4 separate regions of the Homo sapiens genome follow, and all the other regions are linked to region 1. A link is a loop called in an ENCODE intact Hi-C map of the cell type or tissue named here. Cell type or tissue: Calu3. All regions are shown on one strand.

Region 1 (8,000 bases):
AAATGACGAGTTAATGGGTGCAGCACACCAACATGGCACATGTATACATATGTAACAAACCTGCACGTTGTGCACATGTACCCTAAAACTTACAGTATAATAAAATATAAATAAATAAATAAATTACCCAGTCTTGTGTATGTCTTTATTAGCATCATGAGAACAGATTAATACATAATCCTTTTTGTTTCTGTGGCATCAGTTGTTAATATCTCCTCTTTCATTTCTGATTTTGAGTCTTCTTTTTTCTTACTCCAGCTAAGGATTTCTCAATTTTGTTGATCTTTCCAAAACAACAACTTTTAGTTTTATCCATTTTTTTCTATTGCTTTCCTATTCTCTATTTGTTTCTTCTCTAATCTTTTTATTCCTTCTAATTTTGGGCTTAGCTTGTTCTTCATGTTCTACTTCCTTGCACTATAAGATTAGATTGTTTATTGAGATCTATCATCTTTTTTAATATAGGCATTTATCACTATAAACTTCCATCATAATACTTATTTTCTGCATTCAGTAAGCTTTGGTATATTGTGTTTCATTTTGTTTGTCTCAAGATATTTTGTAATTTCTCTTTTGATTTCATCTTTGGTCCACTGGTTGCTCAAGAATGTTGTTTCTATGGAATGGGAGAAAATATTTGTAAACCATACATCTGATAAGGGATTAATATCCAAAGTGTATAAGGGATCCAAACAATCCAAATAGCAAGAAAACAACACAATTTAAGAATAGGCACTGAATAGACATTTTTCAAAAGAACATATAGAATGGCCAAAAGGTATATGCAAATATGTTCAACATCGCTAGTCATCAGGGAAATGCAAATTAAAACCGCAATAATCTATCAGGTCACACCAGTTAGAGTGACTTTTATCAAAAAGACAAAAGATAACAAGTGTTGATGAAGATATGGAAAAAGGCAACCCTTGCATACTGTTTGTGAGAATGTAAATTAGTACAGCCATGACGGAAAATGGTACGGATATCCCTGCAAAAATTAAAAACAGAACTATCATATGATTCAATATTCCCACAACTGGGTATATATTCGAAGAAACTGAAATCAGTATGTTGAAGAGATATATGCACACCCCTGTTCATTGCAGCATTATCCACACAATAGGTAAGATAAGGAACCAGTCAGTGTCCACCAAAAGATGAATAAAGAAAATATACTATATATACACAATGGAACAACATTCAGCCTTTAAGAAGAATAAAATTCTGTCCTTTGCAACAACATGGATTTACCTAGAGGGCATATGCCGAGTGAAATAAGCTAGGCACAGAAAAAACAAATACTGTATAATCTCATGTGTGGAATGTAAAAAAAAAAAAAAAATCAAATTTCTAGAAGCAGAGAGTAGAATGATGAATACCAAGTGCTAAGGAAAAGGGGCCGGGAATGGGGAGATGATGATAAAGGGCACAAAGTTCCAGTTAGAAGGAATAGTTCTGGAAATCTACTACAGAGCAGGGTGACTATAATTAATGATAATGTACTGTACACTTGAAAATTGTTAAGAGATTTTAAATGTTCTTACCACAGAAATATAAGCACATCAGTTGATGGAATTAAATTAGCCTGATTTAATAATTCCACAATGTATACATATATCAAAACACCATGTTGCAGTTCATAAATATACATTAAAAAATGCTCTTTTTTGGTACCATTTGCATGGAGTATCTTTTTCCATCCCTTTCAGCATATGTGCATTCCTACATCTAAGGTGAGGCTCTTGTAGCATACACTTGAATTTTTTAAATTATTCACTTCATGTCCTTTGAGGAATTTATTAAACTGTTTAAAGTAATTACTGATAAAGAAAATTTACTATTGCTATTTTGTTGTTTTCTGTCTGTCTTGTAGCTTTTTGGTTCTTCTTCTCTTGCTCTCTTCCTTTTGTGTTTTGATTTTTTTAGTGATATGCTTTGACTCCATTATATTCTTTAATATATATTCTATAGGTATTTTTTGTGTCTTACCATGAGACTAACAAAACATTTTATGATCATAAGAAGCTGTTTTAACCTGATAACAATTTAACTTCAACTGTATATTAGTCTGTTCTCACACTGCTATAAAGATACTACCTGAGACTGGGTAATTTATAAACAAAAGAGGTTTAATTGACTCACAGTTCTGCATGGCTGGGGAAGCCTGAGGAACATACTATCATGGCAGAAGGTGAAGAGGAAGCAAGCACCTTCTTCACAAGGTGCAGGAGAGAGTGAGCAAGCAAGCAAAGGGAGAACTGCCAAACACTTAAAAAACTATCAGCTCTTGTGAGAACTCCCTATCACAAGAACAGCATGGGGGAAACTGCTCCCCTGATCCAATCACCTTCCACCAGGTCCCTCCCTGGACAAGTGGGGATTACAATTCAAGATGAGTTTTGGGTAGGGACACACAGCCAAATCATATCAAACTGCATACACTCTAAGCTTTTCTGTCCCCCCTCTACCATTCTATGTTATTGATGTCACAAATTACATTGTTTTATATTGTATATCTATTAGTATACTGTCATATTTTTATACTTTTAACTTCTCTATCAGAATTCAGTGATTTATGCACCCCTATTATAGCATTATAGTATTCTGAGTTTTTTTTTAAATGTAATTCCACTTTATTTTAAGTTCTGGAATACATGTGCAAGATGTGCAGGTTTGTTACAAAGGTAAACATGACCCATGATTTGCTGCACCTAGCAACCCACCACTCACCTAGGTATTAAGCCCCACATGAATTACCTGTTTATCCTAATGCTCTCCCTCCCCCATCCTCCGCACCTCTAACAGGCCCCAGGGTGTATTGTTCCCTTCCCTGTGTCCATGTGTTCTCATTGTTCAGCTCCCTATATATTTTTTACCAGAGAGCCTTATATTTTAATATGCTATCATGTTGCTGTCTAGCATCCTCTCATTTCAACTTGAAAGACTCCTTTTAGTATTTCTTATAAGGCAGGTCTAATGATAATGAATTCCCTCTGTTTTTGTTTATGTGGGAAAGTCTCTATTATTCATTTTTAAAGAATACTTTTGCTGAATATAGTATTCTTGGTTGGCAGTTGTTTTCTTTCAGCACTTTTAATGTGGCATCCCATTCTCAATTGCAAGGTTTCTGCTGAAAATTTCTGGTAGTCTTCTAGGAGGCTAGAATGAGTCAGTTTTCTCTTTCTGCTTTCAAAATTTCAAATTGCTCCCCTTGTCTGCCACTTTTTACATTTCTAATATGTCTTGATGTGGAATTTTGGGAGTGCATCCTATTGGGCTTCTTGAATTTGAATGTTCATTTCCTTTTCTAGATTTGGAAATCTTTGGCCATTATCTCTTCAAAAATATTTTCTTCCCTTATCTCTCTCACATCTCCTCCTTGTACTCCCATATTGCAAATATTGGTCTGCTTGATGATGTCTCATAAGTTCCTTAGGCTTTAACTCATTTTCATTTTTTTCTTTTTGTTTCTCTAACTGGATAATTTCAAATGATGTGTCTTCAAATTCATTAATTATTTGTTCAAGTCTGCTATTGAACCCCTCTATAGAATAGTTCAATTCAGTTATAATTTTCAGCTCTAAAATTTTTGTTTGGTTCTTATTCACATTCTCTTTCTCTGTTGATAAGATAATGTAAATTTGCTCACACTTCATTTTCCTCAGCTCATTGAGCATCTCTATGGCAGTTTTAATTCTTTGTCAGTTAACTCATATACTTCTATTTCTTTTTTCTTTTTTTTTTCTTTGAGACAGAGTCTTGCTCTGTTGTCCAGGCTGGAGTGCAGTGGCGTGATCTTGGCTCACTGCAAGCTCCGCCTCCCGGGTTCATGCCATTCTCCTGCCTCAGCCTCCCGAGTAGCTGGGACTACAGGTGCCCACCACCACACCCGGCTATTTTTTTTTTATTTTTAGTAGAGACGGGGTTTCACTGTGTTGGCCAGGATGGTCTCAATCTCCTGACCTCATGATCCGCCCGCCTTGGCCTCCCAAAGTGCTGGGATTACAGGCGTGAGCCACCGTGCCTGGCCCTTCCATTTCTTTAAAATCAGTTTCTGAAGATTTTGTTCCTTTCATTGGGCCATATTTCCATTTCTTTCCGTGCCTTGTAACTTTGTGCTGGAATCCACACATTTCAAAAGAAACAGCTACCTCTTCCATTCTTTACAATCGGGCTTCTTACAGGGAGAGACCTTCACCAATCATCCTGGTTAGAGATTCTGAGGGCCTTTCAAAGATTTTCTGTGGATGTGCTTCCTATGTACTTGTGTGTATAAATTCCGGATTAAAGGAATTTGTTTCCTTTTTCAGGAGCTCATAGCCTCTTGTTCCCTCTGGTGTCTGTCTGTGGTACTGCAGGTTTTCTGGGAATGCTGCATGTGCCCAGCTTTCTCATTACTACAGCTTCTAGAACATGCCAAATCCCATAAATGCTCCAAGTCACGTAAGACAGAAACCAGTGCATCAGGGAGCCTTCTGAAAAGCCAGAACATTGGATGCATGCTGTAACTCTTTCATTCCCCAGAGAGAAGCCAAGAGATCAGGGATTTCTCCTGCTTATATTCTGCACTAAGCCAGGAGTAGGTAGTTATGGTGAATGAGTGCTCCAAACCACTGCGTTTGTTCTCAGTGGCTCCAATCTGATGCTCTTTCCTGTCTGCACTTAGATTCATACAAGACAGAAATCACACCCTCAGAAGCCTCTGGAAAATTCTGAACATTGAATGTACAATCCAGTTTTCTATTTTCCTCACCAAGAAGAAGCTGGGAATTGAAAACTTTCTCCCAGTTGTGCCACGGTGAGCCAGGGGGAGAGACTATAGCAAGTGAGTGCCACAAATGTTTCTCTCAGTTATGATGTCGCTGGTTTCAAGATCACCTGGAACACAGGAGCCTCTTGTTTCTGGATTTCTCACAAAGAGAACTGGTCCGTGTATTATTGTTGAGTTTATGTCTTCACAGGAAGGAAGAGGGTCTGGAGCTTCCTATTCCACCATCTTGCTGACATCAGTTCTAAACTATGTACTCTTAACAGATGTTGATATGACCCTACACTCTCCTCAAACTGCAATTTTTTCACCTCTGAAATGAAGGTCTATACTAAATAACTGCGATTTCCTGCAAAATCCAACAGCACACAAATTTAGAGATTAATAATATGAGAAAAAATTAAAAAGCAGAGGCAAAAACGAGACCATCAAAATGAAGAAGGTGAATGTATATTGCAAAACAAATTGTCATTTAGAGTTTTACGGGCATGACAAACTAAAAATATATCCCATAAGTCTTTATTCATCAGAATTAAACATGCCTCACCTTTTAAAATGTCTTTCAACGTTTACATACAAATTAAGGTATCTGTTATACTTCTGAACCTTAAAATAATTTTTATGTAAAACATTATCATTAGAAATGTAATAATTATATGACTAGTAATAAAAATGATAACAGTAACAGCTACAATGTTGATTAGACAGGGACTGGCTTAGAATCTTATATAACACAAGCCAAACTAAACTATTAATGAATGCTACTCAATTCTGGACCAACTAGGACTGCCTTCTAGAGAACTGGATTTCTAAAACAAGAGCAATACAACAATGCCACACATATTTAGATTAAAGATATTCAACCAGAGATGAAAATGTAAAAATGTATCCATTACCTTGTTGCAATTTCTACCATACCCATCGTAGTGGCAGCTTCTCAGTCATAAGAGCACATGCCTCAAGCTCTTTCTGCTGGAAGCTCATCAATGTGAAACTTTAAGCAGCTGCAAATAATTCATTTATCTTCCCCTTCCTATTACATACACAGTTTAACCCCATTTTAAACAGCTTAAAGTTCAGTAGTAAATGCTTGTGGCCAAATATAACCATAATGCTCAGAAAACAAATTATTTCTTACCCTCCAACCGTTCCTAAAATGAGAAGCCACAAAAGCAATTTATGAAGAAAGATATGTACATATCAAGCCAATGAGAATGTTTTTTCACATGATTTCTTCCATTTATTTTCTGCCAAAATAAAAATATAGATATTTCATAACATTTGTCAGAATGTGATGGGTCCTATGTATAAAATGCCAACAAATTTTAACAAATGTAGAAATACCAACTAGACTTTAAAGCCTGAATTACATGGTTGAAAGTGCTGAGGACAAAGCATTTCATACAAGCAATTTGGGCACATGTCTGGAGAGAAGAGAAGCTTGATATGCCTTAGTGGGGGAAAGCGGGGAGACTGGCTGAAGAAGCATAATGTGTAAGGGGAGAACGGTAAAAGATGAGGATAAAGAGGAAGACCGGAGCCAGTTCAGACATTCTGCATGGACTCTTTGGTGAGAAGCCTACATTTTATTCCAAGGGACACAGAGAGCCATCGGTGAATTTTAAGGAGGAAAATGATGGTGATAGTGATAGCAACTATGTATAGAATTGAGAAAGGCAATTAAATCCTAAATCCCAAGGATTGTTCCAATTGTTATTTGATCCCAGAAATATAAGTACAGGAATTGAAAATACAGACAGTGGTCAGTGCTTATGATGGCTGGTTTTATGTGTCAACTTGGCTAGGCTATAGTACTGGTTATTTAAGCAAACACTAATCCAGGTGTTGCAGTGAAGGGACTTTGTAGATATGGTTAACATCTACAATCAGTTGACTTTAAGTAAAGGAGACTATCCTTGCAATGCAGGTGGGCCTCACACAGTCACTTGAAGAACTTAACAGCAAAAACAGGTTTACTGGAGAGGAAATTTTGGTTCAAGAATACAACATCAATTCATGCCTGAGTTTCTGGCCTGCTGGCTTCAGATTTGCTAGTTCCCACAAGCACCTGGGTTGATTTCTTAAAATAAGTTATATGTATATACACATGTGTATATATGTATATATACACATATATAATCATATATATATGATTATATATATAAAAATATATATATATATAAAATCATAATAACTCTGTTTATGTAAAGAGTCACAACTCCAAAAATAGTGTTTTTCAAGATGGAGGTCCATGGCAGAAGTAATGTCATAACTATGTTGAATAAATAAAAGAGCATGTCTGTTTGAAAGTAAAGGTGAGCTTAAGTTTGGGTTTGATTGCTTTAGTCTACTTTTTAAATTTAGATTGTTTGTTCTTAAATTAACATGGCCACACTAAAATGAAAAATAAAGGAAACAAAGGTACTAAATGGTAATATAACTATTTCTACTTTAGTGTATCTCTTTATACATATGCATATTCAAATAAACATATGCTGTATGTGCAGTGTTATAAGTCAACAATGTATTATAAGCATTTGTGTGTTATCAAAGTCTTTATAACTATTTTAATAGCTGCATTATATATATATTTTTATATATATATATATATTTTTTTTTATATGGAGTCTCACTCTGTCACCCAGGCTGGAGTGCAGTGGCATGATCTCAGCTCTCTGCAACCTCCACCTCCTGGGTTCAAGCAATTCTCCTGCCTCAGCCTCCCAAGTTACTGGGACCTACAGGTGCATGCCACCACACCCAGCTAATTTTTAATTTTTAGTAGAGACAGGGTTTTGTCATGTTGGTCAGGCTGGTCTCGAACTCCTGACCTCAGATGATCCACCTGCCTTGGCCTCCCAAAGTGCTGGGATTACAGGTGTGAGCCACCGTGCCCGGCTCCATTATATTCTATTGATTAAATATATCAAAACTTAAGCCATCCCTTATGGAATATATACATTGTTCTCACTGTTACTATCATAGTAACTATCACCATTATCACCTTTTACAATATTTGGGCTCGTTTCACCTAAAAAAAAAAATCCTGGAGAGAGAATTTTGGAGTCAGACATGATTAATATTCAGCCAGTGTGCACTAGTACAGCTGTATGGTGTTATAATGTATTGAAATGTTCTCATAAAAGTTCATAAAGAGCCACTGTCCACTACCCTTTAAGTATCCCCATTCCCCTCCCTTGGAACCACTCTGACATTTCGAGGATCCCAAAAC
Region 2 (8,000 bases), 800 kb before region 1:
CAGCCTTGCATCCCAGGGATGAAGCTGACTTGATTGTGGTGGATAAGCTTTTTGATGTGCTGCTGGATTTGGTTTGCCAGTATTTTATTGAGGATTTTCACATCAATGCTCATCAGGGATATTGGCCTGAATTTTTCTTTTTTTGTTGTCGGTGTAAATTAGTTTGACAATTGTGGAAGACAGTGTGGTGATTCCTCAAGGATCTAGAACCAGAAATACCATTTGGCCCAACAATCCCATTACTGGATATATACCCAAAGGATTATAAATCATTCTACTATAAAGACACATGCACACGTATGTTTATTGCAGCATTGTTCACAACAGCAAAGATTTGGAACCAACCCAAATGTCCATCAATGATAGACTGGATAAAGAAAATGTGGCACATATACACCATGGAGTACTATGCAGCCATAAAAAAGAATGAGTTCATGTCCTTTGCAGGGATATGGATGAAGCTGGGAACCATCATTCTCAGCAAACTAATGCAAGAACAGAAAACCAAACACCACCTGTTCTCACTCATAAGTAAGAGTTGAACAATGAGAACACATGGACACAGGGAGGGGAACATCACACACGGGTTGGGTGGGGGTGGCTAGGGGAGGGGTAGCATTAGGAGAAATACCTAATGTAGATGACGGGTTGATGGGTGCAGCAAACTGCCATGGCACGTGTATACCTATGTAACAAACCTGCACGTTCTGCACATGAATCCCAAAACCTAAAGTATAATTTAAAAAAAAGTTAAAAAAAAAAAAGAATGAGTTCAGGAGATCCCTCTATGACCACACTGTCTCCCTTCCTTACTACTCAATTGATGCCTCCTTTAAGAAGGTAAATGCTTTTATCCAATTTATAGAACTGTTTGAACTTGATGGATATAAATGTAAATGTTTGAATGTTTTTCTCCAATGCCTTTTTCACCTGTGCTTTGTTCAGGCTTCTTTCTCCAGCCATAAATGACATTTTGGGTAGCACCATAGCCCTCAGATCACTTTCAGTTATTCTGTTAATGCAGTCTGTGGGAGGCAGCTTCTGGAATGACCCTCATGTTGGAGAGGCCCATATGGCAGGGAACTCAGGGTCACCTCTGGCCAACAGGAAGGGAGATACTGAGGCCCTCAGTCTAAGAGCTCATAAGTAATGGAATCCTGCCAACAACCACATGAATGAGCTTGGAAGTGGATTCTTCCCAGTGGAGCCCTGAGATTACTGTAACCCCAGCTAGCATCCTGATTGCAGCCTGAAGCAGAACACCCAGCTAAGTTGTACCCAGATTCCTGACCCATAGAAACAGAGTAAATGTGTGTGGTTTTAAGCCACTACATCTCTTATAAGAGACCAAACTGTGTTAGTCCATTCTGGTATTGCTATAAAGAAATACCTGAGGCTGGGTAATTTATAAGAAAGAAGAGTTTGTTTTGGATCATGGTTCTGCAGGCTGTACAGGAAGTGTGGTGCCAGCATCTGCTCCTGGTGATAACCTCAGGAAGCTTCCAATTATGGTGGAAGGAGAAGGGGAACCAGTATGTCATATAGTGACAGAGGGAACAAGAGGGAGAGAAAGGAGAGGTCCCAGACTTTTAGACAACTAGATCTTTCTAGAACTAACAGCAAGAACTTACTTATCCCCAAGGGGATGGAGCTAAACTATTCATGAGGGATCCACCCCTATGATCCAGTCACCTCCCACCAGGCCCTACCTCCAACACTGGGAATCACATTTCAACATGAGATTTGGAAGGGACAAACATCCAACCTATATCAATAATGAATGTACTGACCCAGCTTAAAATTTCAACTGGACATCCAATTTAATGATTATTTTCTATCATCCTCCTTTCCCCTTTCTGTCTGTGGTCAGGAGACTTGCAGAACCTGCCCTTTCATTTCTTCCTCCACCTCTGCTCTTTTGGGTTTCTGTCTCCTTTGGTAGGAGCTGTGGAGGGATATGGAAAGACACAGTGTTTCTTGTCTGACATCTTCATCATTTTTCTGCTGTTACTTTGCTTCTCTGGCTTTGAGTAAATGTCTCTTGGACAAGCATTCCCCTCTTTCAGGACATATGTGTGAGTGGGTTCTTTGTAGAACGCTTTGGAGCTTCCCCGCAGGTTCCTGATCTTTTCTGATTCCTCTATAGAGTCTTCATCCCAGACAATCCACTCTACAGGTTCTCATTGTTGGGATCCACCTGCCAGCAGGATCTTGCGTGGGCATCTGCAAGCTGGCTCAAGTCCAGCTACCTTCAATTTTGTCCATTTTCCGCTGTTCATCTGCCTCCAGCTCTTTCTGCTTTGCTGTTCCTCCCAATTCCAATGGCTGGGTTGAGCAAATAAAACACAGGACACCCAGCTGAATTTGCACTAGATCTTAGCCAAAGGGCCAAGAAGTGATTGATGTCCAGTTAAACTTGAATTTCAGATAAACAATGCATATTTTTTAGTATAAGTAAGTTCCATACATCGTATAATTTATCTGGCAACCCTGTCCCCATGCTCTTGCATTTTTCTCAAATAGACACACAGAGAGATCAGCAAGGCCACTGCCCAGTGAGAGAATAAAATGCTAGTATCACTTCTGGTGGCCAAGTAGAATGATTCTCTTGGCCAGTTGCTTGCTTGACCTGAGATAGGGATCCCAGGGAAGGGTGGGGAAAACTCATAATGAATACTGCATTTCCATTGACTTGTATCCTCCAATGATTTCTTTGATTCTCAGGTTTGCATTTATAGACTAAGAGAGGGATGGGCAGTGAACTTTGAGAGTCTTCCGTGGTGGGTGTCCATCTCTAGTTGTGTGTTATGTGTTGTTTTCTTGGTCTCAGCTTGGGGTAGCTGGCTTCAAATTTTGGGAATTAGGAAAAACTCTCTTCCACATCCTGTACATACTACAACACAGCTGCATCAAGGCAATCCCAGACTTTCTCATCTGAAGTTGTGATAGAACTTGCTTTTGTTATTCTAAGTAGTCTCTTGTATTTCAACAGCATGTGGTGTTGGAATATGTCAGTTTCCACATGGTGAAAAAGGTTACCTTGTTTAGCTTCCCTCCCTTTTTCTTGTTTAAATATTTTAAAACAGTTTCTTGCTGCCTGTTTGAGAACTTGAATCTTCATTCAGACATCTGTTCTGGAGCTAGTGAGACTGTTAAGCTCTGATGTACCTGGAGTTCTCTGTGGTGTCGTCTCATACCTCTTCCTAAATTCCCTGAATGTCCTGCAGATGCTCTTTGCCCACAGTGTTGCAAGCACTACCCAGATCCCCCAAAGAGGACTCCGGCATTCACTTCCCAGGCTGCTGACAGCTCACAGCTCAGTCACTTCTAGGGAATCGCCCTGAGGTAAAGGCAACTGCTTCACCCAAGTTTCTGGCCCAAACCTGGGGACAGCCTACACTCTATACCTGGTCACTGGGGAAAGCTGAGAAGCAGATGACACAAAGGCCTGACCACTTCTGACATATTTAGGACAATCTCATGTCAACTTGAGGGTACCTCCGGAGGGTTAGTCTGTGTCCATTGTTTCAATAGTATTGCTTAATTCCTGAACTGTTCTTTGTTGTTGTTGTTGTTGTTATTAATGTCTTTTATACTAAAATGTCCTTCAAAACTAGCTTGGAAAACACAACAGGATTAAATCCCAAATGTTTCTATTTCAAATGTTGTTTTTTTACTGATTTTTTTTCTCAAAACTAGCTTGAAAACATGACATGCATTACAACATGCTTAATTTTCACATTTTCTGTTAAAAATAGTGTTTTCTACCAGATTTTTACTCAAAAGTTGCTTGAAACTTCACTTCATTTTTATCCCAGCAGGCACTCTGTACTTTTCTGTTAAGAATTCTTTTATTAGATTCTCCCTAAAAATTAGCTTGGAAACATGATTTCATCACAACACATTTAAATCCCCTAGTTTTCAGTGGAATTTGAGTGCATTTTGATGAAAATAATTTTTACAAGCTGGATTTGAGGAAAAAAAATCTAGTATAAAACAACTTTTCAACAGAAAAGTGTTTAAGAATATTGTGATGATAGTCATATTTCCAAGGTAGTCAGAGATTTCTTATTAGTATTATGTGATTGATTTTCTTGCCTGTTATAATAATTTATGAATAGACTTTATATTTATGAATAAATTCAGTTCGGCATGTTTTGCTTGTATAGATGTCTAACATTATTTATGACCTGATACCTGTCAAAAGGTTGTCTGTCCTTTGGTGAAACTCTTGCCATCTTGTTCCCACTCTTACCTAGTCCTCTTCATACCCTTAAAAAACATCCTCTGCAGCACACAGATATGTGGTGATATCATCCTCTGATTTAAATTCTTCCCCAGTTTTATGTCATCCAGAAACTGGGTTTGACCCAGTGTTCTGCAGTGCTCTTGGGCCATACATCATCCTCTGCAGCCACACAGGCAGCCACACAGCTGTGGAGGTTGGGGGCCTGGAGCCCCCTTGGATTCAGACTGATAGTTTCTGGTGTATCTAGTTCCAGAGTTTCCAATATAATTCCTCTATAAAAAGGATTCCAGGGATCTTTAAAAAGGCTCCTCTTTCTGTGATATGAGTTGCAAATTTTTTTTCCAGTTTGAATTGCTATATATACAGTACTACAGGACAATTATGGCTGTAACTTCTTTGTTTTTCATTTTAACAGTAACAACAACAGAAAAAACCACAAGGTAAGCGGAACTCGCTAATGCCAGATTTGGAGGAAGTTCACAGCATCTTCCTTTTAGTGTGCTTCCTGATATTTTATGAACTCTAGGGACTTACATGTATGTAAGGGTTGCGATTAGTGAGGGAAACATGGAGATGGGTCAGATATTGTCATTACTTCTTGCAGCCACACGGTGTCACTGTGAACAGTCAGTCATTTTGACAGATGCTGCCAGCCTGCTTCTGGCTCAGGTCTGTGTAAGCCACTGAGAATCTTTAAAGGTTAGTCTTCAGTGGTGTATAACCCACTGTTTCTTTGTCATGTTTAGTAAAGGGTATCACACACTTGAGTTCTTAGGGATACAGCTTTTGACACCCAATTCTTTCTGGCCCATTGAAGTCATTTTCCAAGGCACCAGAAGCCCCAAGAGCACTGTTAACAAACTGACACTGGAGTCTGCTCCTTGCAAAACAATGCCTAGCCAGGCACGATGACTCATGCCTGTAATCCCAGCACTTTGGGAGGCGGAGGCAGACGGATCGCCTGAGGTCGGAAGTTCAAAACCAACCTGACCAACATGGAGAAACCCGGTCTCTACTAAAAACAGACAAACAAACAAACAAAACCAAAATTAGCCGGGCGTGGTGGCGCATGCCTGTAATCCCAGCTATTGTGGAGGCTGAGGCAGGAGAATTGCTTGAACCGGAGAGGTGGAGGTTGTGGTGAGCTGAGATGGTGCCATTGCACTCCAGCCTGGGCAACAAGAGCGAAACTCCATCTCAAAACAAACAAACAACCCAACAAAAAACAACAAAAAACAATTCCTTAGGTCTCTTTGCAAATTTATATTATTAGGGATTGGGCAACTTTTACCCTTTCACCTCTTGCACTATGAAGGGTCTCATTGCATTAACTTTCTTGAAGTTTAGGACTATCTACACTTCCTACCTTAACAAGGTAGGAACCCCAACACCTTCCCTAAAAGTCTTCCCTTCCATGGTGGTTTTCCTTTCATGCTAATTAAGATGAGTTCCTGTCATTCCTTGCTAGATAAGAGAATGACTTTTCATCCTCCTCCAGTCCTTCATGTTTTACTCATTAGCAGCACACTCTCCAATTGATCTTGATCACTTCCTTTGAGAAGTTAATGTCTGTCAAAAGAGAAAAAGATATAAGGATATCATTATTTTATACTTTGATAAACATAACACTTTATAGCTTATTTTTTCCCCTTGTGTTTCAACAAAGTGAAAACGTCTTTAAGAGGGAACCTGATCCATCCCTCCTCACTGGGTGGGGCCTCCCTGCAGGAATTTCAGCAACTGCAGCCAAGGTTATATGGAAAGAACTCGGATCTCTCCCTGGGATGGAGCCCCTCAGGGAGGTGCAGCTGACATCTCTGTGGTTCAGTCAATGCAGCCTTGCCAACCTGCTGGCTCTGGAGAGTCCAGGCAGTCTGGACGAGGAAGGGTTCCCCTCAAAACAGCACACCTGCTCTACCCAAAGCAGCCAGACTGCTCCTTCAAGAAGGATTCTGATCCTGTCCCCCAAGACTGGGTGAGACTTCCCAAGAGGGGTCTCCAGACACCTCCTACAGGAGCATCCAGGCTGACAACGGGTCACTAGCCCCCTGGGATGGAACTCCCAGAGGAAGGAGCAGGCTGCCATCTTTGCTATTTCACAGCCTTCATTGGTGATACCTCCAGGTAAGGGGAAAACTGAGGCAACTAGGGTCTGGAGCGATCCCCCAAGAAACTGCAGCAGCCCTGTGAAAGAATGGCCTGACTATGAAAAGAAAAACAAACAAATGGAAAGCAACAACATCAACATCAACAAAAAAGACCCCACAAAAACCCCATTTAAAGGTCAGTAGCCTCAAAAATGGAAAGTAGATAAGCCCACAAAGATGAGAAAGAATCAATGCAACAAGGCTGAAAACTCAAAAAGCCAGAGTGCCTCTTCTCCTCTAAATGACCACAGCACCTCTCTGGGAAGGGCACAGAACTGGGCAAAGGCTGAGATGCCTGAATTGACAGAAGTAGGCTTCAGAGAGTGGCTAAAAATGAACTACGCTGAGCTACGGGAGAATGTTGTAACCCAGTGTGAAGAAGCTAAGAATCATGATAGAACAATACAGGAGCTGATAACCAGAATACCCAGTTTAGGGAGAAACATAACTGACCTGATGGAGCTGAAAAACACAACATGAGAAATTCACAGTGCAATCACAGGTATCAATAGCAGAATAGACCAAGTGGAGGAAAGAATTTCAGAACTTGAAGACTGTCTTTCTGAAATACAATAGGCAGACAAGAATAGAGAAAAAAGAATAAAAAGGAATGAACAATGCCTCTGAGAAATATGGGACTATGTAAAAAGACTGAACCTATGACTGATTGAGGTGCCTGAAAGAGACTGGGAGAATGGAACCAAGTTGGAAAACATACGTAAGGATATCATCCAGGAGAACTTCCCCAACCTCACAAGACAGGCCAACATTCAAATTTAAGAAACCCAGAGAACCCCAGTAAGATACCCCATGAGAAGATCTATAATATCATCAGATTCTTCAACATTGAAATGAAAGAAAAAATATTAAGGGTAGCCAGAGCGAAAGGCCAAGCCATCTACAAAGGGAAACCCATCAGACTAATAGCAGACCTCTCAGCAGAAACCCTAGAAGCCAGAAGAGATTGGGAACTAAGGGGACTAATATTCAACATTCTTAAGTAAAATAATTTCCTACTCAGAATTTCATATCCAGCCAAACAAAACTTCATAAGTGAAGGAGAAATAAGATCCTTTTCAGACAAGCAAATGCTGAGGGAATCCACCACCACCAGGGCTGCTTTGAAAGAGCTCCTGAAGGAAGCACTAAATATGGAAAGGAAAAGCCATTACCAGCCACTACAAAAACACACTGAAATACACAGACCTGTGACACTATAAAGTAACCACATAAAGAAGTCTGCAAAATAACAAGCTAGCATCATGATGACAGGATCAAATTCACACATAACAATATTAACCTTAAATGTAAATAGGCTAAATGCCCCAAATAAAAGACACAGAATGGCAAGCTGGATAAAGAGTCAAGACCCATCAGTATGCTATTGTCAAGAGACCCATCTCCCATGCCAAGACACACGTAGGCTCAAATTAAAGGAATGGAGGAAAATTTACCAAGCAAATGGAAAACAGAAAAAAGCAGACATTGCAATCATAGTTTCTGACAAAACAGACTAAACCAACAAAGGTACAAAAAAAGACAAAGAAGGGCATTACATAATGGTAAAGGGTTCAATTCAATAAGAACAGCAAACTATCCTAAAT
Region 3 (8,000 bases), 620 kb before region 1:
GGACAGAAGGTAAAAATGAGTTTGACAAAAACTGAGGAATAATAGCAGAAAAAAGTAAAATGCTAAAATTAATAAGAATTTGCACTGCATGGAGAAAAGGATCAAACACTATGCTTTCCAGGCAGAGGTCAGGAAACAGGCAATAACACTGGGTAGGTTTGCAGAAACTAAGAATGGTCTTTCCCTGAAGTAAGACATATGGCAGGGATAACTGGAAGTGTCTCACTGATGATGTAATATATGTCCACAAAATGTCATCTGAAAGTAAAACTAAAAGATAATCAAACTAAAAACCACTTACCAGTCTTGAACTTATCTCTTTTCATGAAAGTGGGTTGAAAAAAGAGAAGGTTGTTGTAATTCTATGTTTTTTCAAAGTGGAGTTCCCAGCCTCCTGAGACTAAAACATGTATTCTTAGACCCCTGAGAGTTCTTTATAAAATTTTTCAGATAATATATTTTCATTTGGAATCCAAACTCACGCCATCCCTCCTCTTCAACAAATGAATATTCTAGATTATTTATATGTCTGCATTATTTTTATGGAAATATGGTAGAATATTTCCACTTGATTTCAGTGCCCGAGTTTGCTATGTGTTCGTGAGAAAAATAGGCAGATTGTATATGAATATGAATGTTAATGCCAAGTGACAGCTGAATGATGCCACGGTGTGCTAGAGTAGAAGTTTGAGTAGATAAAAGTGAAGGGATAACTAAGTTGTCAAACAGCAAATGGCAATGTGACTCAATATTTTTAAAATATTAAACAATTGTTTTCGTCTATACAGTTTTTAGCAGACAGGCTAGAAGAGCCCTATCATCCTTCAACTTTCCTGTGCATCTTGATTCCTATACAGACTGTGTAGGGAATGATAAATCTTAACATATATTTGGGGAACCCAAGAGTAGAGGATATCTGGACTTGGCTTCTAGGGTTAGAGAGTCCTCTGGAGGTGGCAAAACCCACATGGATTATGGCTATTGAGTATGTCTGGGAAGATGGAATGATTGACCGTGTGATGCACATTTCTGTGCCTCAGCTAGGCGTAGACATGAGAAGAGAGCACTGGGAAACTGAAGGAGTGCAATGGATAGAAATGAGGGAATTCTTCATGGTAACTAGCATATGTTGACAATGGGTTTCTCCACAAGCACTGGTGTGGGTGGAGGATTTGAAGATCAGACTGTGACCTTCTCTGTTCCACCACCCTTTCTCCTACTATACATCCCTCTCCCAACTCAATACACTTTGGTACCATCTAAGAACAACAGAACTTAAGTGCAGTCATGGAGAGAAGCAAGACAAACCCTCAACTGACTGAGATTAAGTTTCAACTGTCATGGCAGATGACAGCTAAAAAGAGAAATTAAATTGAGAAACTGAAGTAATGAAGAAAATGATTTTCAGGTACACCTGAGATTATGAACACAGGGGCATGCCCCTACAATATTTATTATAGGCATACCAACTCAAATGAACCTGCACAATAACAAATCAATCCCTGTTCTTGTTGTAAGCAGTGATTTAATTTTAGCAAATCAAGATTATGTGTCACATTAAATTAATGTTAATTGGAATTCTATTGGCTTTGCAGTTTTTATATTGGTTTTTTATAGTTATTTAAGAGTTACAAGAGTTATATCAAATTTTATGTTTGTACATGTTGAGTAGCATAAGATCAGTAATTTATGTCAACATGACAGTAGTCCACTAGGATATTTTTTCTTTAAAAGGAGTTTAGGCCGGGTGCAGTGGCTCACACCTGTAATCCCAGCACTTTGGGAGGCCGAGGTGGGCAGATCACTTGAGGTCAGGAGTTTGAGACCAGCTGGGCCAACATATGGTGAAACCCCATCTCTACTAAAAAAAAAAATACAAAAATTAGCTGGACGTGGTGGCATGCACCTGTAGTCCCAGTTGTGTCTGGAATTGGTTCCTTCCAGTGAGTTCTTGGTCTTGCTGACTTCAAGAATGAAGCCGCAGACCCTTGCAGTGAGTGTTACAGCTCTTAAAGATGGTGTGTCTGGAGTTTTTTCCTTCAGATGTTCAGATGTGTCCAGAGTTTCTTCCTTCTGGTGAGTTTGTGGTCTCACTGACTTCAGGAGTGAAGCCACAGACCTTCATGGTGAATGTTACAGCTCTTGAAGGTGGTGTGGACCCAAAGAGTGAGCAGCAGCAAGATTTATTGTGAAGAGCGAAAGAACAAAGCTTCCACAGCGTGGAAGGGGGGACCTGAGCAAGTTGTGCTGCTGGCTTGGGTGGCCAGCTTTTATTCCCTTATTTGGCCCCACCCATGTCCTGCTGATTGGTCCATTTTACAGAGTGCTGATTGGTGCATTTACAAACCTTTAGCTAGACACAGAGTGCTGACTGGTGCATTTTTACAGAGTGCTGATTGGTGAGTTTACAAACCTTTAGCTAGGCACAGCGCTGATTGGTGTGTTTACAATCCTTTAGCTAGACGGAAAAGTTCTCCAAGTCCCCACCCAACCTAGAAGCCCAGCTGTCTTCACCCCTCACCCGCTACTTGGGAAGCTGAGGCAGAAGAATCTCTTGAACCCGGGAGGTGAATGTTACAGTGAACCAAGATTGTGCCACTGCACTCAGCCTGGGCGACAGAGTAAGACTCCATCTCTCAAACAAAACAAAACAAAACATAAAAGGATTCTAGACTTTTTAAAATCTGAGAAGCACTTTTGTAAAGACAAAGTTGTAAACTTCAAGAAATCTGGGAACATGAAATTAAGAAGTATTTACCATTGTTTTTAAATCTTTGATAAAAAGACTGACCACCATTAACTCTGCAAAAACAATTACAGTTAATTACAGAAACCATTTTTGGATAAAAAAGTCATCCATTTATTTTAATCAGCATTTAGTAAGTATACATTGAACACTTACTTGGTATCAAACCTTGCGCTAGGAGCTATACGTATACAAAGATAAATAAAATATGGCTTCTCTATTCCAACTCCAACTATAGGGAAATGTAGATGGCACAGTAGTAGTCCACTAGGATATTTTTTCTTTAAAAGGAGTACAGCTAAGTGAATAACATAATATTGCACTTGGGATTTGAACAATATTGCATGGGAAGAGAGTGATTAGTGTTCCTTTTGTATAAGGGAGTGTGGTATGTTGCAAAAACTGGTTACAAATTTATCCCCTTCCTGTGTCCATGCCCTTGTAATTTCCCATGCAGACATGGAATCTATTTCTGTACCCCTTGAATTTGGGCTGGCCTTGTGACTTGTTTTGGCCAATGGAATGGATCAGAAGTGACAGTGTACCAGTTCTGAGTTTAGGCCTAAAGAGCTATTATGTACTTCCTCTCTTGTTGTGGGAACCCTGCTGCCACCATGTGAGCAAGCCTGGGATAGCTTGCTGGAGGATGAGAGACCATGTGGAGCAGAGGCCAGGTCTCCTGGCTAAGAATCTCCAACACTAGCCTGTCAGTAGCTAAGCACAGACACACAAAAAATCCCAGCTGAGACTGCAGGAAACAGAAGAGCTGCCTAGTTGAGCTCAGCTTAAATTTCTAACCCATCAAATATGAGTTAAATAAATGGTTGCTGTTTTAAACCACTACATTTTGGAGTGATTTTTGCAAAAAATGCTAACTGAGACAGCAAATCAGGGAACACTTTCACCAATGAGGTAACACTTGACTAGATATTGAAGGAAGTGGTTTCCATAGACAGAAAAGAAGGGAGAGGAAAGGATGTTACAGGCAAAGGAGGAAGCATGAACAAAAGCATAGAGGGCAGAACCTCCTGTTCATGGTGTGCTGGAACAGCCAGTGCTATAGTTTGGGGCATGAGGAGTTTAGATTAAAACAAAATACATATGGCTGAGGACAAAACCCTGAGGTTCCCCTGTAGTGAAGGCATGGGATGAGAGTCTTTATAAGAGGTGATTTAAAACACACAAAAAACAATCTGTCGAAAATGTTAGAGAAGCAGAAGAGGGAGGCTTGTGAAAGGATAGCTTTGCAGTGAGAGTCGTCAACAGTGCTGAATTAGGTCAATCAAGGCGAGAACTAGAAAAAGTTTATTGGATTTGGCAGTGCTGAGGAAGATACTAGTGACCTCTGAAGGGTAGTTTTGGTGGAATGGTACAGGCCAAGAGGCAAATTGTCTTATAGAAAACAAAACAAAGACAAAAAGTGGTTAAAACAGCTCTAGTTTATTATCACATCATCAGGCTCAAATAAGGATTTCCAGTGTGTGCCGATTTTCCGGTTTTTAAATGCAGGGTAATCTTACGTTCTGTCCTAGCTAAGTGCAATTCATGATTTCTTCTTTCATGCTGATCATGCAAATCTTTTTTTCTTTATAATGAGGATGTATTGCCTGTGAGCTATGGGAAAAAAAGTTTATTTCTTACCTATTTCTTCATATTCCTATTATGTATCTCTCAGCAATTTCAAATGCCCAGGATCATTACAGTCTCTAGGCTTTATCATCAGTGCCTACATAACACATCTTTGAGCTTGTGTGTTATGATTTCAATGATTGTGTCCTCTCCAAAACTCATGTTGAAACTTAATTCCCAATGCAACAAAAAGAGATGTGGCCTTTGCAAGGTCATTAAGTCATGAGGGCTCTGCCTACATAAATGGAATGAGCACCCTTATAAAAGCGTTCAAGGTTGAAGGAAGTGTTCTCTTGGTCTTCTGCCTTCCATCATGTGAGGATACAGTAATAAGGCACCATCTTGGAAACAGTGTTCACCAGACACTAGACCTGCTGGAACCTTGATTTTGGACTTCACAGCCTCCAGAATTGTAAGATACACATTTCTATTCTTCATAAACTACACAGAGTATTTTGTTATAGCAGGCCAAACAAATTTATACCAAGAAACTGGGTAATGGGTGGATGCTGGAAGATTGTAGCGGTGGAGGCTAGAAAAAGCCTACATTGCCATGGTAATTCTGGTGAGAGCTCAGAAGATGAGGAGAGCTGTAAACAGAGCCTGAATCTTCTTAAGATGATCTGAGTGGTTATGATCAGAATGCTGGTAGAAAGATGGAAAGTAAAGATCATTCTAATGAGATTTTAGATGGAAATGAGGAATATCTTATTGAAAACTGGAAGAAAGGCCATCCTTGTTATGAAGTGGCAAAGAATTTGGCTGCATTATGTCCATGTCCTAATGCTCTGTAGAAGGCAGAACTTAAGAGCAATAAACTAGGATATTTGGCAGAAGAAATCTCTAAGCAAAGTGTTCAGGGTGCCACATGGCTTTTCTCAGCTGCTTATAGTGAAATTTGAAAAGAGAGAAAATAATGAAAGACAGAAGTTATAGTCAAAAGAGAAGCAGAATTTAAAGAGTTGAAAAATTCTTAGCCTGGCCATATAAAGAATGACAAACTGAGTTTGGGAGAGAATACCAAGGGTGTGACAAAGCTACACTTGAAAAGAAGATTAGTATAAATAGGTGGAAGTCAGGTGCTAGTCATTAAGACAATGGAAGAATGACTCCAGAGGCATTTTGGAGTTGTTCTAGGCTGCCACTCCCATTACAGGCCCAGAGTGCAGAATGATTTCAAGAGAGGGACCTCAGAGCTCACTGCTCAGGGCCTTCTCAAGTTTCTGCTCCCTGAATTTCAAAGCAGCATTCCTTAGTGTCACTAGCTGTGCCTCAAATGCGCCTCAGTGGGGCTTGGGTCCCTGCTTCAGAAGATACAGGCCATAAACCTTGATGGTGTTTGTAAGGTGCTAACTCTGCAGGTGTACAGAGTGCATTAGCTGAGGGAGCATGACTACCTGCACCTAGATTTCAAAGGTGCCTCAGAGAACCTTGAGGCCCACGCTTTGGACCTGCTGCAGGAGTGGGGCTACCACAGAGAGCTCCAATTAGGGCAGTGCCCAGCAGAGCCCTAGGGTCAGGGCCACTGCAGAGAGCCCCAACTTAGGGCAATGCCTAGTGGAGCCACTGGAGCAGGGCCATCCCTGAGACCCCAGGCCTGAAAAGCCACCTGTGTGCAATGCCAGCTTGGGAGAGCTGTAGGCCTCTGACTCAAACCTGTTAGAGTTGCAGTGTGGGCTGTGTCCAGAAAAGCCATTGGGCAGGGTACCCTGGACTCTTGGGAATGCAACTCCTGCCCCAGTATGTCTGAAAAGTGGGACATGGAGTCAAAGAAGATTATTCTCAAGCTTTAAGATTTAATGTTATTTTCCCTGTTGGGTTTTGGACCTCCTTGAGACCTGTTACCCCTTTATGCTTGCCTAGTTTTCTCTTGTGGAATGGGAATGCCTATCGTATGTTTGTGCCACGATTATATTTTGGAAGTGCATACTTGCTTGATTTCACAAACAAGCTGATTTTACAGCTGGAGAGATATTTGCCTTAGGTTGCATTGTGCCTTGAGTCTCACCCATATCAGATTTAGATGATATTTAGATGAGACTTTGGACTCAAACTTGAAAGTTGATACTGGAATGAGTTAAGAATATTTCGAGCTATTGGGATGGAATGAATGTATTTTGTATGTGAGAAGAACATGAATTTTAGGAGACCAGGGGCAGAAAGCCATGGTTTGGATGATAGTATTCTCTCCAAAATTCAAATAGAAACTTAATCTCCAATACAACAGTATTAAGAGGTGTGGCCTTTGGGAGGTGATTATGTTGTGAGGGCACCACCCTTGATATAGTTTCAATGTATGTCTCCACCCAAATCTTTTTTTTTTTTTTTATTATACTTCAAGTTCTAGGGTACATGTGCACAATGTGCAGGTTTGTTACATATGTATGCACGTGCCATGTTGGTGTGCTACACCCATTAACTCGTCATTTACATTAGGTATTTCTCCTAATGTTATCCCTGCCCCCTTCCCCCACCCCATGACAGGCCCTGGTGTGTGATGTTCTCCACCCTGTGTTCAAGTGTTCTGATTGTTCAATTCCCACCTATGAGTGAGAACATGTGGTGTTTGGTTTTCTGTCCTTGTGATAGTTTGCTCAGAATGATGTTTTCCAGCTTCATCCATGTCCCTATGAAGGACATGAACTCATCCTTTTTTATGGCTGCATAGTATTCCATAGTGTATATGTGCCACATTTTCTTAATCCAGTCTATCATTGATGGACAATTGGGTTGGTTCCAGGTCTTTGCTATTGTGAATAGTGCCACAATAAACATACGTGTGTCTTTATAGCAGCATGATTTATAATCCTTTGGGTATATACCCAGTAATGGGATGGCTGGGTCAAATGGTATTTCTAGTTCTAGATCCTTGAGGAATCGCCACACTGTCTTGCACAATGATTGAACTAGTTTACAGTCCCATCAACAGTGTAAAAGTGTTCCTATTTCTCCACATCCTCTCCAGCACCTGTTTCCTTTTTTAATGATCACCATTCTAACTGGTGTGAGATGGTATCTCATTGTGGTTTTGATTTGCTTTTCTCTGATGGCCAGTGATGATGAGCATTTTTCCTGTGTCTGTTGGCTGCATAAATGTCTTATTTTGAAAAGTGTCTGTTCATATCCTTCACCCACTTTTTGATGGGGTTGTTTGATTTTTTTCTTGTAAATTTGTTTAAGTTTGTACAAATCTTATATTAAAATGTAATCTGCAAGGTGGGAGGTGGGGCCTGGTGGGAGGTGACTGGATTATGGGGGCAGTTTTCTGATGAATGGTTAGCACCATCCCCCTTGGTACTATCCTCATGATAGTGAGTGAGTTCTTGTGAGATCTGGTTGTTTAAAGGCATGTAGCATCTCCCCCCTCACTCTTGCTTCTGTTCTGGTCATGTGACATGCCTGCTACCCCTTCACCTTCTGCCATGATTGTAAGCTTCCTGAGGCCTCCTCAGAAGCTGAGCAGATGCCAGCACCATACTTCCTGTGCTGCCTGCAGAACCAATTAAACCTCTTGTCTTTAAATTACCCAGTCTTAGGTATTTCTTTATAACAATGTGAGAATGGACAAGTACAACTCTTATGAGTGGGATTAGCGCTTCTACAAAAGGACTCAAGGTTGAAAGAG
Region 4 (8,000 bases), 480 kb before region 1:
TTTCCATTATTCATGGTATTCCTATCTGCTCTTAGAATGAGTGGATAATGACCAGGGATTTCCCAGGGTGGTGGAATTCCCAATTATGATTTTTTTAGATATGAAATATAGGAAGCTTGATGCAGTCAGCAAATATCATCTCATAAAGCCACACTTTTCTTATCCACATTGAAAACACAATCCTTTTACCCTCTGTCCACCACTAAACACCTCCAAGGTTGGCCCCAGCAAGGAACTGTACTCACTCAAACCATCTCTGGGCAAAGGAAATTCGTGGAAACATATCACTACTACAGGAATTATCTGGGTCATAAACTAAAAAAGAAAAACAAATGCAAGGAAACTACATTTTAATTCCCCATTAAGCCATATGAAATGTGTATTAGGCTAATGTACCTAATATAGGCTGGCAATTCAACCAGAGGAGCTGCTCAGAGGATATTGAAATAAGTCATTTTGCTAATTCTAAAGAGTTTCTATAGATATGTACTGGATTTCTTTTTAATTATTCTGCATCTGTTTAGAGATATGCACTTTCCAGCTATGTAATTGGATTTTAAGTACTTTTACATTACTATAAATAAAGTGTTACATGCAATTACATTGAAAAATCTGCAGTGCAAAAGCAAAGCTGCAGCCCACAGGTTACCGCACTTCAGCATATGGAGGATGCGCTTCTTATGGGGTGATGATAGTCAAATTAAAAAGAACACTTTACTCCTTGAGCTAGATAATAGGCTGATTATATTTAAAGCATATTCACTTCCCACAATCATCTGGTAGGAAAGATGGAACTGCTCAAACTTCATCTCCACTGGACAGTATCGTGACTGGAAGGAATTATTAGTGGAAGAGAAGTATAAACTCACCCAAGATCTAGATCCAGAATGCTAATCAGACTTTTGAAGAGAGAGATTTATTTTTGTCCCGCTTTCAGACCTGACTTGTTTTTTCCCCACCCCAGTATAAAAGCTGCGACTTTCAATCTGTGGGGAAAATTTTGGGAAAAGGATTATGAGATATGTGTCCTTAGTATTATAAGTCTGAACCCCTTTTGGCATTAGCCCACACCACAGGAGGCCACATTAAAGCCCTCTTTCTCCAGTTTCAGTTGGTAATAATTTCAGGTTCTTTCTCACAGCTACCAATGCAAGAGGCAGCTAATCCTAAAGGCTTTTGTTATGAAAAGTGCTCGATTGAAAAAACACATGGCAGACAGGGGGCATTGGAGATCACTTTTACGCAATGACATTTAAAATGAGGGAAGTTTAAGTAAGTTGCTTGAGATGCAGCATACTGTCAGCAAGCTCATCAGTGCCCTCCATCAACTCAATTCCTCCTTTCTTTCCATCTTCTTTCCTCTGTATATGCCAAAGGGCTCTACATTTTAGCACTGGGTTGTTTATTTTTAATACACTTTGTGCTATTGTTAAAACTAATTCCTGTTTCATGGCTCATCCAGCACTATCACCTGCCCTCCTCCCCATATCCTTTCTTGCTTTAAGACTTAACTCCAGCTCCCTCCAGAAAGTTTATTTAACATGCTATCTACTTAAATACATGGAGCCAGAGTAGATACAATGTATATTCTGTCCAGCGACCTTACTTTGGGTGTTTTCCTATTTTTTTTAACTGCAAAGTAGAACAAGAATCCTCCTCTTTGCAAAATATTCCCATTAAAGAAATTGTTAGGCCGGGCACAGTGGTGTGTGGCTATAGTCCCAGCTATAATATTTGGGAGGCTGACGTAGGAGGATTGTTTGAGACCAGGAATTCTGGGCTGTAGTGCTCTATGCTGATTGAGTGTCCACACTGAGTTTGGTATCAATATGATGAGCGAAGGACCACCAGATTGCCTAAGGAGGGGTGAACTGGTCCAGGTTGAACATGGAACAGGTCAAAATTCCTGTGCTGATTAGTAGTGGGATCGCACTTGTGAATATCCACTGCACTACAGCCTGGACAACATAGCCAGACTCTGTCTCTAAAATATAAATAAAAATTGTCAGATTTATGTGGGTTGTTAGCTTTTAGGATGTAACAATTATTCCATTACCAAAGAGAAGGATACCTATCAGCTTTTTGTATTGTTTTAGATACCCGTTTTAGTTTTCCTATCAGGGTCCATAGTTTTTACTTCTTTTGTAACTCTTTTTGGCTCTGTCTCCTGGACCCTGCTCTGAGAATTTTGACAAACTGTAAGACAAAGTCTTTGCAGTTACTGAAATTTGTATTTCATCGGGGGAGAGAAAGCTTAGGCATATTGACTAGTAGTAAAGGTCCAGTCAGCCTGGTGCTGGTTCTAAATAAATCAATGATAGATGTTCAGAGAAGGAATGGATCATGGTAGATCATGCTCCTTCAGGTAGACCAATCAGCCCGTGTTGATAGGAGTCAATATAGCAGAACATTTTGAAGCCCATCTTGCTACAAAAAATAAGATATTAACTTATATTCCCCTAACTTACTACTTTGGGATTAAAATATGAGAAAAACATATTATGAAGATAGCATATCATTTAAATATTGTACAATTTGATTCTTTACTCATAAAAATAGTAACCAGATATTGCTGAGTGATTTTATAAGTTGAATTTCTTATCCATCATCTTGAATTTCTCCAAAGAATTTGTTTGTTTGTTTGTTTGTTTTGAGACAGAGTCTTGCTCTGTTGCCAGGCTGGAGTGCAGTGGCACGATCTCGGCTCACTGCAACCTCCGCCTCCCAGGTTCAAGTGATTCCCCTTCCTCAGCCTCCCGAGTAGCTGAGACTACAGGTGCGCACCACCACGCCTGGCTAATTTTTTGTATTTTAGTAGAGACGGGGTTCCACCATGTTGGCCAGGATGGTCTTCATCTCCTGACCTCATGATCCACCCTCCTCAGCCTCCCAAAGTGCTGGGATTACAGGCTTGAGCCACCATGCCCAGGCAAGAATTTGGGTTTTATGAGTAACAAGTTTTGGAACAATTTGCAATGGGTATAGATCCAAGTAATACTTTGTGTAATCTTAAATATCCTTTTCATAAGCATTTATGATTGTCATTTTCTGTCTTTCCCAGAAAGCATGAGTCATTATTAATTCTTCACACAGAAGACATAGAATTGGACATGTTGTAAACTGGGAATTCTTTTGGGCTGCTTCCTTCTTAAGAAATAACTGCTAGATGAGTGAAGCAATAAGAAAATATCCACTGTCATCCCCAGAAAGTGTATCTTGTGAGCCAGTGAATGTGGCACTTAGAAAATCAAATGTCTATATTTAGACATGTATATGCAGTTATATGTCTGCATTATAACTTATTATATTTGCCCTCAAATTAAGCAATACTACTTAGCCATAAAAAGAAACAAAATAATGGCATTCACAGAAACCTGGGTGGAATTGGTGACCATTTATTCTAAGTTAGATAACTGAGGAATGAAAAACCAAACATTGTATGTTCTCACTCACATGTGAGAGCTAAGCTATGAGCATGCAAAGGCATAAGAATGATACGCTGAACTTTGGGGACTTGGGGGAAAGTTTGGGGCATGGCGAGGAATAAAAGACTACACATTGGGTCCAGTATACAGTGTTCGGGTGATGTGTGCACCAAAATCTCAAAAATCACCACCAAATAACTTATCCATGTAAACACCACCTGCTCCCCAAAAACCTATTGAAATAAAAAAATAAAAAACTTACTAAGAAAAAGGAAACTGTTACTGAATTTTATTTGTATGTCAGAAACTTTTAAAATTGATATCTCATTTAACATTAACCCAAGACAATTTAAAGCCTATTTCTTAAGTTTGAAAAAATGATGACTATATGTGCAAAATATTCTAAGTCCTGCAGAATGCCAGACTGATAAAATCTAAATTATTATTATGCTTTATTTTAAAAAAATCTTCAAACTTCAAACTAAACCTTTTCATCCCTAAAAATATCTACAGTAGCAAATCTGGGGCCCTGCAAACATTTCTCTCAGCAAAACTGATTCCACTGTCTCTTCACAAACTTCCTTTACAGAAATCAGGAGCAAGAACAATAATCAAGTCTTGTGTATAATTGTATAATTTTCATTATGTCCAATTTTATATTTTGGATACACGTGTTTTTTTAAGTCAGTTATATTTCTTATGAATATTTTATCCCAGTCTGTGGTTTGTCTTATTCTCTTAATAATGTCTTTCATAGAGAAGAAGTCTTTGATTAGTAAAGTCAAACTTACCAATTTTTAAAAAAATGGATGGTGCTTCTGATATTTTATCTAAAAAGTAATTGCCAACCCCAGGGTCATTTAAATTTTCTCCTGTGTTTTCTTTTTTCTTTTTTTCTTTTTTTATTTTTATTTTTTGAGACAGAGTCTCGCTCTGTCACCCAGGCTGGACTGCGGACTGCAGTGGCGCAATCTCGGCTCACTGCAAGCTCCGCTTCCCGGGTTCACGCCATTCTCCTGCCTCAGCCTCCCGAGTAGCTGGGACTACAGGCGCCCGCCACCGCACCCGGCTAATTTTTTGTATTTTTAGTAGAGACGGGGTTTCACCTTGTTAGCCAGGATGGTCTTGATCTCCTGACCTCATGATCCACCCGCCTCGGCCTCCCAAAGTGCTGGGATTACAGGTCTCCTGTGTTTTCTTCTAGAGTTTTCTAGTTTTGCATTTTACATTTAGGCATATGACCCATTTTGAGTTAATTATTTTTGCATATGGCATAAAGTCTGAGTCTAGGTTTATTTTTCTGCATGTGGATGCCCAATTGTTCCAGTCCCATCTCTTGAAAAGACAAAGACTATCCTTTCTTCATTGAATTGCCTTTGCACCTCTGCCAAAGATCAGTTGACTGTCTTACTGTATTGTGTGAGTCTATTTCTGGGCTCTATTCTGACCCATTGATCTATATGTGTATTCTTTTGTCATCATGCCTGATTTTGATAGATGAAGAAATAATCTCAGGGAGGTTGAGTGATCATCTCAAAGCCACACACCACTAAGTTGCAGACTAGGAATTTGAACTTAGGGTTTTTGAAATCATATGCAATAACCAGTTCACTAAACTACAGCTACTTCTCTTTCAATGCAGAACCAAAAACACATGACCATTAATTGTAATACCATGACCAATCTGTTTCCCTTGCATTTTTCTCTTTGACCCATATGCCCTACAGCACATTGGTCACATGGGGGCAGAGCTGGCAGAGAGTGGCTACTGAGTAGACAATGCATTATACAAAGTAAGTCCCATTTACTTGTGTAATCTGAACCTTGGTATTGTAAAATTTGAGGCTCATTGCTTTAATGAAATACACACAGGTGCAAATTAAAACCCAGGACTCTTCACAGTCTAAGATGGAAGATTTCTGGTAACACTGTACTTGCTGGATAAGGACATGAGCTGCTAATGATGCAGGTGCAAAGGGCTTGATTATTGCTCCTGCTTTCTGTTAAGGAGGTCTGGGGAGAGAGTGGAATCAGTTTTACTGGTAGAAATGTTTTCAGGGCCCTCAATTTGCTACTGCAGAAATTTTTACATAAGAAAAGGCTTAGTTTGAAGTTTAAAGTGTTGTTTTTAAAAGAAGCAGAACTTAGATTTGTATCAGCCTGGCATTCTATAGGACTTAGAATATTTTGCACACACAGTCGTCATATTTTCAAACTTAAGAAAGGCTTTAAGTTAAAGGTCAGTGTTTCCTAGCTTTCAGGATGGAAGGACTTTCTTGTCATTGCCTCTCAGAGAATTATGCAACCAACAATGAAAGGAAACTTAAGCCTCAAGTTACATTCTTTGGAGCTTGGGCAAGACTTTGGGGAAAATTCTGGATAATGAATGAATTCAAAAACATTAGCCTTGTCATGTAGGACAATTAAGAATCCTGCTGTTCCACACGTTTTATGATGGCTCAGTGGAGCTATGGCAAGACGATAAATGATAATCTGGTTAGGATTCTTTCCATTCTCAGATTCTCTAGTACAGTTTATACTGGAGAGTGTACTCCAGAGAAGTTAGTATCTGAGATATAAACCATGTATCTTAATTATTTCATCACTTTTAAAGCTTAAAGTTTAAAGATAATTTAGGAGATATGGATCATAGAATAGGGTATCACTGAGTTACTAAAATGCTGTTAGTAGAAGAAATTGTGAGACGTTTGAAATATAAAATCTAGATTATCCTGAACAGACCAATAATGAAATTAAATCAGTAATAAAAAATGTCCTAACAAAAGCCCAGGACCAGACAGATTCATAGCCCAATTTTACCAGACATACAAAGAAGAGCCGGTACCAATCTTACTGAAACTATTCCAAAAAATGGAGGAGATATTTCTCCCCAACTCATTCTATGAAACCAGTATCACACTCGATGGAGCTGGAGGCCATTATCCTAAGTGAAATACTCAAAAACAGAGAAATCAAATACCATGTGTTCTCACATAAGTAGGAGCTAGACAATGGGTACGTGTGGGCAGACAGAAGGGAATAACAGATGCTGGGGACTTCAAAAGCAGGGAGGGTGGAAGAGAGTTGAAAAATTACCTCTTGGGTACAGTGTTCACTATTTGGGTGATGGGTACACTAAAAGCCCAGATTTCACCACTATACAATATATCCATGTAACAAAACTGACATGTACTCCATGAATCTAAAAAAATAAAAATAAGAAAATCTAGGTTCTTTCTAGTGAAAGAACTAAGAGATCAAGGTGTTATTAATAATTTCTATACATAGTAATATTGAAATACATATTCCTTAGGATGTTTTATGAATAAAAATAGCTAATATGAAGTCTCTTTTACTGAAATAAAATTACTCCTCAAATACTTTTTACTGATATGTTTTGCAGTGTAATCTTAGCAAATCAAAGTGTTCAGAACTCCAAACTTCCTCTGAGGCATAATAATGCTTTATAACATCTGTATTTCAAATATGGGCTAAAAACCTCACAATGCATATTCTCAGTGCTAGTTTTAGACTTTTACACATATGGAAACTAACAATTTTCTGTTAAAACTAATAGCTGTAAATTAAATCATTTTTAAACCTTACAGGAAAAAATAAAACACATTTCGTTGATGTTTGAAGGAAGCATAGAAGTTCTTAAATCCAACCTCACTACCTTTAGAAATTAGTAATGATTGCTGAGAACGTAGTGCCCACCTGAAGTCCCAGAACACACTGTTGACAGAGGCAAATCTCTGGACCCTGACACAGTTCCTTTTGCACACTTCCATGTTTCCCTTTAGCTTGAAAAGGAGTCCTTTCTGTTACATATTTATTTTAAATCAGTGAAAGCAATACATGCTTATGGAAGATCTCATTAGCTTTTCAAGGACAGGTTCCCTGTTGAACTTGTCCAGGACTCATGTGAAGGCTAATGATGCAAGCTGAGTGTGAGGGTGCCAGGTCTCACAAAGATAGTTGCAAGCTTATCCAAAATTATAAAAATGGGAACCTCAGAAGGTGGATCTGCTGCTCCAGAGTAAAATCAACTTGTTCCTTCTTTTCTAGCAATGAATACACTGCTTCAAATGTAAACTGGAAAGGTTTTCCAGTCTTTCTCTACAGGAACATTGACCTTTAAAGTTCCAGTTAATCAAAGATGTACCTCTAGGTTCAAAGTAGCACTGTAAAGGGATAAAGGACTAGAACACCTTACAGGAACTAAGATGCATTAATATCAGGGGTTTTCAAATTTTAGGGTATATAAACACCACCTAAGGCTTGTTTAGAATGTGGATTCCTGGATATTACCCAGATTCAGCAGATCTGGGATGGGGTCTAGAGATCTGCATTTATGTAAAAAAAAAAAAAAAAAAAAAAAAGTACCCAGTGTTTCTGCAGCAGGTGATTAGAGGGTGGAACTTTGAGAAATTTCTTTTTTAAAAATTTATTTCTTCTAAAAAAAAACGGGTTACATGTGCAGAACGTGCAGGTTTGTTACATAGGTATACATGTGCCATGGTGATTTGCTGCACCCATCAACCCATCCTCTAAGTTCCCTCCTCTCACCCCTAG

What was found. Peaks named below come from ENCODE experiments on the same cell type or tissue, not always from the same donor. Only the 100,000 strongest peaks of a DNase experiment are listed, where the experiment ranks them.
Region 2: a loop joins it to region 1, with 4 times the contacts of the local background. A loop is called at or near these places in 37 of 110 quality-filtered maps.
Region 3: a loop joins it to region 1, with 4 times the contacts of the local background. A loop is called at or near these places in 12 of 110 quality-filtered maps.
Region 4: it touches region 1 in a loop (5-fold over the local background); 8 of 110 quality-filtered maps call a loop at or near these places.

Annotation. Positions count from the first base shown.
Region 1 is chr13:46,970,445-46,978,444 of GRCh38, reverse strand. No RefSeq gene overlaps it. Among named protein-coding and RNA genes, the nearest start is that of HTR2A, 77 kb to the right of the region's middle. In Calu3, no CTCF peak of the experiment used is centred here; a DNase peak (open chromatin) is centred at 4,344.
Region 2 is chr13:47,771,194-47,779,193 of GRCh38, reverse strand. No RefSeq gene overlaps it. Among named protein-coding and RNA genes, the nearest start is that of LINC00562, 160 kb to the left of the region's middle. In Calu3, a CTCF peak has its summit at 4,864; DNase peaks (open chromatin) are centred at 4,883 and 5,183.
Region 3 is chr13:47,590,399-47,598,398 of GRCh38, reverse strand. No RefSeq gene overlaps it. Among named protein-coding and RNA genes, the nearest start is that of LINC00562, 340 kb to the left of the region's middle. In Calu3, no CTCF peak of the experiment used is centred here; a DNase peak (open chromatin) is centred at 3,378.
Region 4 is chr13:47,452,927-47,460,926 of GRCh38, reverse strand. It overlaps the pseudogene RN7SL700P. Among named protein-coding and RNA genes, the nearest start is that of LINC00562, 480 kb to the left of the region's middle. In Calu3, no CTCF peak of the experiment used is centred here; no DNase peak of the experiment used is centred here.